Linked DNA regions of Homo sapiens: region 1 is linked to region 2. A link is a contact called in ENCODE Hi-C data. All regions are on one chromosome and are shown on one strand. The core of a region is the stretch at or near the end of the contact, and the rest is flanking DNA. Distances in the headings are between cores, read along the strand shown.

The links. A loop is a pair of places that touch in the nucleus more often than their neighbours do. Pooled maps may share reads with other maps.
Region 1: a pooled map shows a loop between it and region 2 (4-fold over the local background). The contact joins the promoter of MAGEH1 here to the promoter of TRO in region 2. A Hi-C loop is called at or near these places in 4 of 50 pooled maps.

What each region holds. Positions count from the first base shown.
Region 1 is chrX:55,450,172-55,453,554 of GRCh38, forward strand. It overlaps MAGEH1 (MAGE family member H1), which reads left to right and starts at 1,956. Exons shown (of 1, transcript NM_014061.5): 1 at 1,956-3,383. The coding sequence starts at 2,204. The coding sequence ends at 2,863. MIR4536-2 (microRNA 4536-2) reads left to right here and starts at 1,324; the gene lies at 1,324-1,411. MIR4536-1 (microRNA 4536-1) reads right to left here and starts at 1,411; the gene lies at 1,324-1,411. RefSeq lists enhancers at 2,169-2,218, 2,369-2,418.
Region 2 is chrX:54,919,136-54,922,073 of GRCh38, forward strand. TRO (trophinin) reads left to right here and starts at 1,689. Exons shown (of 13, transcript NM_001039705.3): 1 at 1,689-1,743.

The DNA of each region.
Region 1 (3,383 bases), core at 706-3,205, 530 kb after region 2:
ATTGGTGTTTATAATATTAATCTCTCTTCTTTGCCCTACGTTTGAGATTAAGTCGCAGTAAAAAAAAATTCATGCTAAAAACAAGCAAATAAACTGCAAAAGTAATCCTCCCATTTTTGTTTCATGAGGGTAGGATTGTACATGCTATAGACTTCCATGCAAGACCCAAATTCCTGGAAACAGTAAAATAAGTTCATACCTGTACTGAAAAACAATTCAGAGCAATTATCAATGGACCAGAAACTGCGAGAATTCTCAGAATGTGGGACAGCAGATGGAGCCAGACTACTGTTTTGAGTAGGTCATGTCCCAGAACGCGTGCAAAGGTTATCCCAAACGGAGGGCTGGCTCAAGAGTGCTCTGTGTCCTGGAGAGGTGCTTTCTTTGCTTGACCAAATTGATTTATTGCTAACTTACCCAACAGGAGGTCTCGGTGGGCTCTAATTATAAAGAAAATTTCAGCAAGACAGGCATAAAGTATTCATTTGTTTCTTAAGAGTTCAGTTAAGAACACCTATAAAATCTTTTCCATCATGAATTCCTTCAGCACGCATTTATTAAATGCCACACTCACACACCGCTTGGAAAACCTTGAGAGGCAAAATCTGTGCTTACCATGTAATAAATGCTTTTCATTTTTTATCTCATTTAATTCTCACAACCCTATGAGGGCTGTACTTTAGCCCCACTTTATAGATGGGAAAACAGGCTTAGAGAGAAGTGACTTGCTTAAACTAATACCTTGAATGACATAAGAAAGATATAGAGTGCTAGTTATAGGGCTTTCCTCAATGGAGTAAAAATGGACTCATTACCCTTTTGGGCAGATCAAGACAAGCTTCAGGGAGAAACAGGTCTGTGAGCAGTCAAATGGAATTTAGATAGTTGGAGAAGGCTGAGAAGACAGGTCAGGCAGAGCAAACAGTGAGCAAAAGCAAGCAGTGGATAAAGTTCAGAGTATGCTCTGAAAGAAGCAAAATAAATCAGGAGTCCAGGAAGACTGGAGCCTAGAAACCTTGGAGCCAATCTGAACTCCATCATCCCCTCCACATTCCCCACTTCATCCATTCTGTCTGCAAAGCCCTTCAACGGTCACCTTTAAAATGTCTTTCTGCCTCTCCATCCCCATGGCAACAGCCTTAAGGCATACTTTAGTTCCCAGTGCTTCTTATTCCAATTGCTTCCTATGTGGTCTGCCAGGAAACAGTTTGCTTTTCTGAGAGGCTGCACAAATGCAATTCCTCTGATCCTGTCACTGCCCTGCTTTCATACATACATACATACATATATGTGTGGTAGATATATGCACTGTATATAAACATAATGTGGTAGATATATGCACGATATAGGTATGTATGTATGTATGTATAAAAGCAGGGCAGTATATATATCGTGCATATATCTACCACATTTTAAAGGCTCTGCACCTCTTTCACCCTGCTTGTTTCTGCAGTCCCATCTCCTCACATCATCCAGCACATCTGCCATAACAATATTATCCGGGTCCTACATGGGACCACAAATTGATTAGTATACACACAAATGCCTTCTGAAAACAGGGCGAGTGAATGAACGCGCTGTGTAAGCCAAGACAGGAAAGGAAGGCTGGAGACAGCTGACTCCTTCCAAGAATACACCCTCCCGCCACCCCTGGCCTCCCAACCCCCAACACACACACAGCCCGTCGTCAGTGGGAATGGAGCCGACGCACTCCTTCCCTAGACCGTCGAGCCAATCTTGGAATGTTTGTAGTAGGCTGAAAATACAGAAACTTTAAGCTATTTTTTTCTCTTCTGCAAACTCCAGGCCCCTCCAATCTCTAGCTGTCATTTCTGCCCTTGTCCCACCCCTGTCGCTGCCTGCCCCTTTTCCTATCTGCTAGCGGAAGTCCCTGTGGAGGACCAGCCTACTTCCTCTTTGGTGCTAGGAGTGTGCGTGGCAGGAGAGGCGGGGCCAATTTTGCTGAGCTTTCTCGCGGGCTTGCAGCTGCGGCAAGTGCTGGCGGCGGCTGCTCGCGCAAGTCAGCTGGCGTGGGAACTACCCTTTGTAGCTGAGAACGGCTTGTTTATTGCTACAAAGACTCTATTGACATTGGTAGCTTCAGCGGCAGCAGCTTCTTACGGTATAAAGCTGTTGCTTCCTGAAGAGGCTACAAGCATCCTTCCCTAGGACTGCTGTAAGCTTTGAGCCTCTAGCAGGAGACATGCCTCGGGGACGAAAGAGTCGGCGCCGCCGTAATGCGAGAGCCGCAGAAGAGAACCGCAACAATCGCAAAATCCAGGCCTCAGAGGCCTCCGAGACCCCTATGGCCGCCTCTGTGGTAGCGAGCACCCCCGAAGACGACCTGAGCGGCCCCGAGGAAGACCCGAGCACTCCAGAGGAGGCCTCTACCACCCCTGAAGAAGCCTCGAGCACTGCCCAAGCACAAAAGCCTTCAGTGCCCCGGAGCAATTTTCAGGGCACCAAGAAAAGTCTCCTGATGTCTATATTAGCGCTCATCTTCATCATGGGCAACAGCGCCAAGGAAGCTCTGGTCTGGAAAGTGCTGGGGAAGTTAGGAATGCAGCCTGGACGTCAGCACAGCATCTTTGGAGATCCGAAGAAGATCGTCACAGAAGAGTTTGTGCGCAGAGGGTACCTGATTTATAAACCGGTGCCCCGTAGCAGTCCGGTGGAGTATGAGTTCTTCTGGGGGCCCCGAGCACACGTGGAATCGAGCAAACTGAAAGTCATGCATTTTGTGGCAAGGGTTCGTAACCGATGCTCTAAAGACTGGCCTTGTAATTATGACTGGGATTCGGACGATGATGCAGAGGTTGAGGCTATCCTCAATTCAGGTGCTAGGGGTTATTCCGCCCCTTAAGTAGATCTGAGGCAGACCCTTGGGGGTGTAAAAGAGAGTCACAGGTACCCCAAGGAGTAGATGCCAGGGTCCTAAGTTGAAAATGATGTCGATTGGGGGCGGGGGACACTGTATTTGATATTTGTGATCAGTGATCATTGTTCAACTGCGAAATAGAGTGTTTGCTTTTGATAATGGAAAATTGTATTCGTTTTAAAATTCCGTTTGTTGAGAATAACAATATGTTTAAAAATATAATTGAACAAATTTTTTTCTTTGTTTCCTGTCATTGACATTTAGTATAACAGTTTTGCTAACGTTCTAAAATGAAGTCGTTCCATCATAATCTATGATCTTGTACAGCACTTATAGAAATAAGCTGTTCTTTTGAAGTTGAAATACCCAGTAAAATGTTGAAGAAGGATGGAGGATTTCTTCATATCTGACGTTTCTGAAACCCTTTGTGTCTGCTGTTGTGTGAAGATTGACATTTACCATGATTTTCCTTAGTTACTGCAGAACATAGAGAAAAATAAAAGCC
Region 2 (2,938 bases), core at 439-2,938:
GGGACTGGAAACTAGTTCAACCATTGTGGAAGTCAGTGTGGTGATTCCTCAGGGATCTAGAACTAGAAATACCATTTGACCCAGGCATCCTATTACTGGGTATACACCCAAAGGACTATAAATCATGCTGCTATAAAGACACACGCACACATATGTTTATTGCGGCATTATTCACAATAGCAGAGACTTGGAACCAACCCGAATGTCCAACAACGATAGACTGGATTAAGAAAATGTGGCACATATACACCATGGAATACTATGCAGCCATAAAAATGATGAGTTCATGTCCTTTGTAGGGTCATGGATGAAATTGGAAATCATCATTCTCAGTAAACTACTGCAAGGACAAAAAACCAAACACCGCATATTCTCACTCATAGGTGGGAATTGAACAATGAGAACACATGGACACAGGAAGGGGAACATCACACTCTGGGGACTGTTGTGGGGTGGGGGGAGGGGGGAGGGATAGCATTAGGAGATATACCTAATGCTAAATGACGAGTTAATGGGTGCAGCACCCCAGCATGGCACATGTATACATATGTAACTAACCTGCACATTGTGCACATGTACCCTAAAACTTAAAGTAGAATAATAATAAAATAAAATAAAAAAGACTTGTTTTTGGCCTAACTTATGATCTATCCTGGAGAATTTTCTATGTGTGCTTGAGAATATTATATATTCTATTGGATAAAATATTCCGTAGGTCCTTTTTGTCTAAAGTGTATTTCAAGTTCAATGTTTCCCTATCGATTTTCTGTCTGGATGATCTGTGAATTGTTGAAGATGGGGTCTTGAAGTCTCCTACCATTATTGTATTGCAGTCTACTTCTCCCTTCAGATCTATTAATATTTGTTTTATATATTTAGGTGCTTCTATGTTGGGTGCATATATTAAATATGTTTATAATTATTCGATATTCACGATGAATTTATCTCATTATCATTATATAATGACCTTTAAGATCTTTTATGGTTTTTGACTTTAAGTCTATTTTATTTGACATATGTGTAGTTATCCTTGCTCTCTTTTGAATGATTGATGGAATAGATAAATGTCATGAATTGTTTTCTGCATGGGGGCACAGTGCACCATGTCACAAGAGACAGTCTAAGTACAAACTGATATTGTTAAAACATCAATATAGTCATTGTGGGATCAATAAAAACTTTTCATAGATTTTTATACATTACTGTTTTTATTCTGAATTGCATAAGATGGACGGGCACCCTATCTTTTAGTGTTTAGAACCTCTAAATGTTTTAATGTGGTAACACTTGAAAAACAGAAATGAATATGACCTAGTCCCCTGCTCCAGAGCAGCTCTAGGGAAGAGAGACATAGACACAAGGTATAACAACACTATGTAAATAGTGTTGGGATAGAGGGTCTGTAGGAAGGGTTGGTGTGGGAGTTCAGAGAACTACATTCCTCCTAGGGGAAACAGGAGAATCAAATAGGAACGGAGATACAGAGTGGGGAATAGAGAAGTCAAATGGAGAATAAGAGGGAGTGATAACTGAATAGGGGTAGTAAGAAGAAAAAGGGAGCTACATTGAGGAGAATGGAAAGTTGAAAGTAGGTATGGAGGGGAGGAGACTGACAGGCAGGAACGGAGACCCCCCTCTGGAGGCGGAAAGAGGCAGGACCACTTCCGGCCAGGGAGGGGGATAGGCTCAGACACAAGGAGAGGCTTGGAGAGAGCAGACGCCTTCTGGATTCAAGAAGACGAGGTGAGCTGAGGTACCTGGCTTTAGTGAAGACCCTGTGGGGGCTTCCTGGCTGCGGCTTCGACGTGCCTGACTCCACACGCCCCTAAGGTTTGAAGAAAACCTGCTGGAGGTTTGGGACCTAACCGCATCAAAGTCGCCTTTAGCGGTGCCTGGACCCAGTTCGCACGGGAGGAAGTAGGAGGCAGAATCCCCTTTGGGCCACAGAAAGTAACGATCTGGACTCGGTTCGGGCCGTGAAAGGGAGGGATGCAGACCTAGTTGGGACCGCAGAAAGGAAGGATCGAGAAATCCTTCAGACGGTAGCAAGAGGGGAGGAGGATACACACAGTTCGGGAGGGAGATAGGAGACGGCAGGACTCCGTTTAGGCTGGAGAAAGGGGGCAGTACCCCGTTTGGGCCACAGAATGGAGGGATCGGGACCCAGAGATAAGAGTGGGCAGCATCCCTTTTGAGCAACGGAAAGGACCAGACTCAGACAGGAGAAAGGAGGGGATATGACCCGGTTGGTTCCGGTTTGAAAGGGAAGAGACAGGACCTGGTAGGGTTTGAGAACAGGAATACACAGAAGGTTCATACAGTTGGATTTGGGGGTGAGGTATTCATGTTGCAGAAAGGGCGGAGCTGCACACTTGCAGACGTGGAAAGAGGGGGGAGTGGTGTTGGTTGGGGAAGGGGTGGTGCAGAGACGTACCGCAGAGCGGAGGGAGGGGGCTTATTAAAGGAAGGGAAGATGAAGAGAAATGCTGCAGAGCGGAGGGAGGGGGGTGTATTGGGAAGGGGCGGTGCGTGGCAGTACCGCAGAGGAGAGATGGGCGGTGTTGGGGTAGGGGCGGTGCGGAGTGGTACTGCAGAGCGGAGGGAGGGGGCTAGTGTTGGGGGAAGGGTTGGATCGAGATGTGATGCAGTTAGAAAGAGTGGGTCGGGGTGGCGCCAAGATGTTCTGTTGCTCTGAGAGCAGGGGGCAGATGTGGGATTGAGCTGGTTAGAAACTGTCCGGTTTACCAAGGCGCATGCGCGCGGAGGGCATTGAAGAATGGTTCTTTTGGGATAGAGGTGGGCCTAAGATGGGGGGTGGGGGCGCCTCTAGTCGGTGCGCATGCGCACTATCGAGTTGCGGAGGGGGCGTGTAAAGGGGTGGGGTCGTAGAACTGACTCTCTCGGAGGCAAAAGGAGCTGGGCCTTGGAAACCAGATGG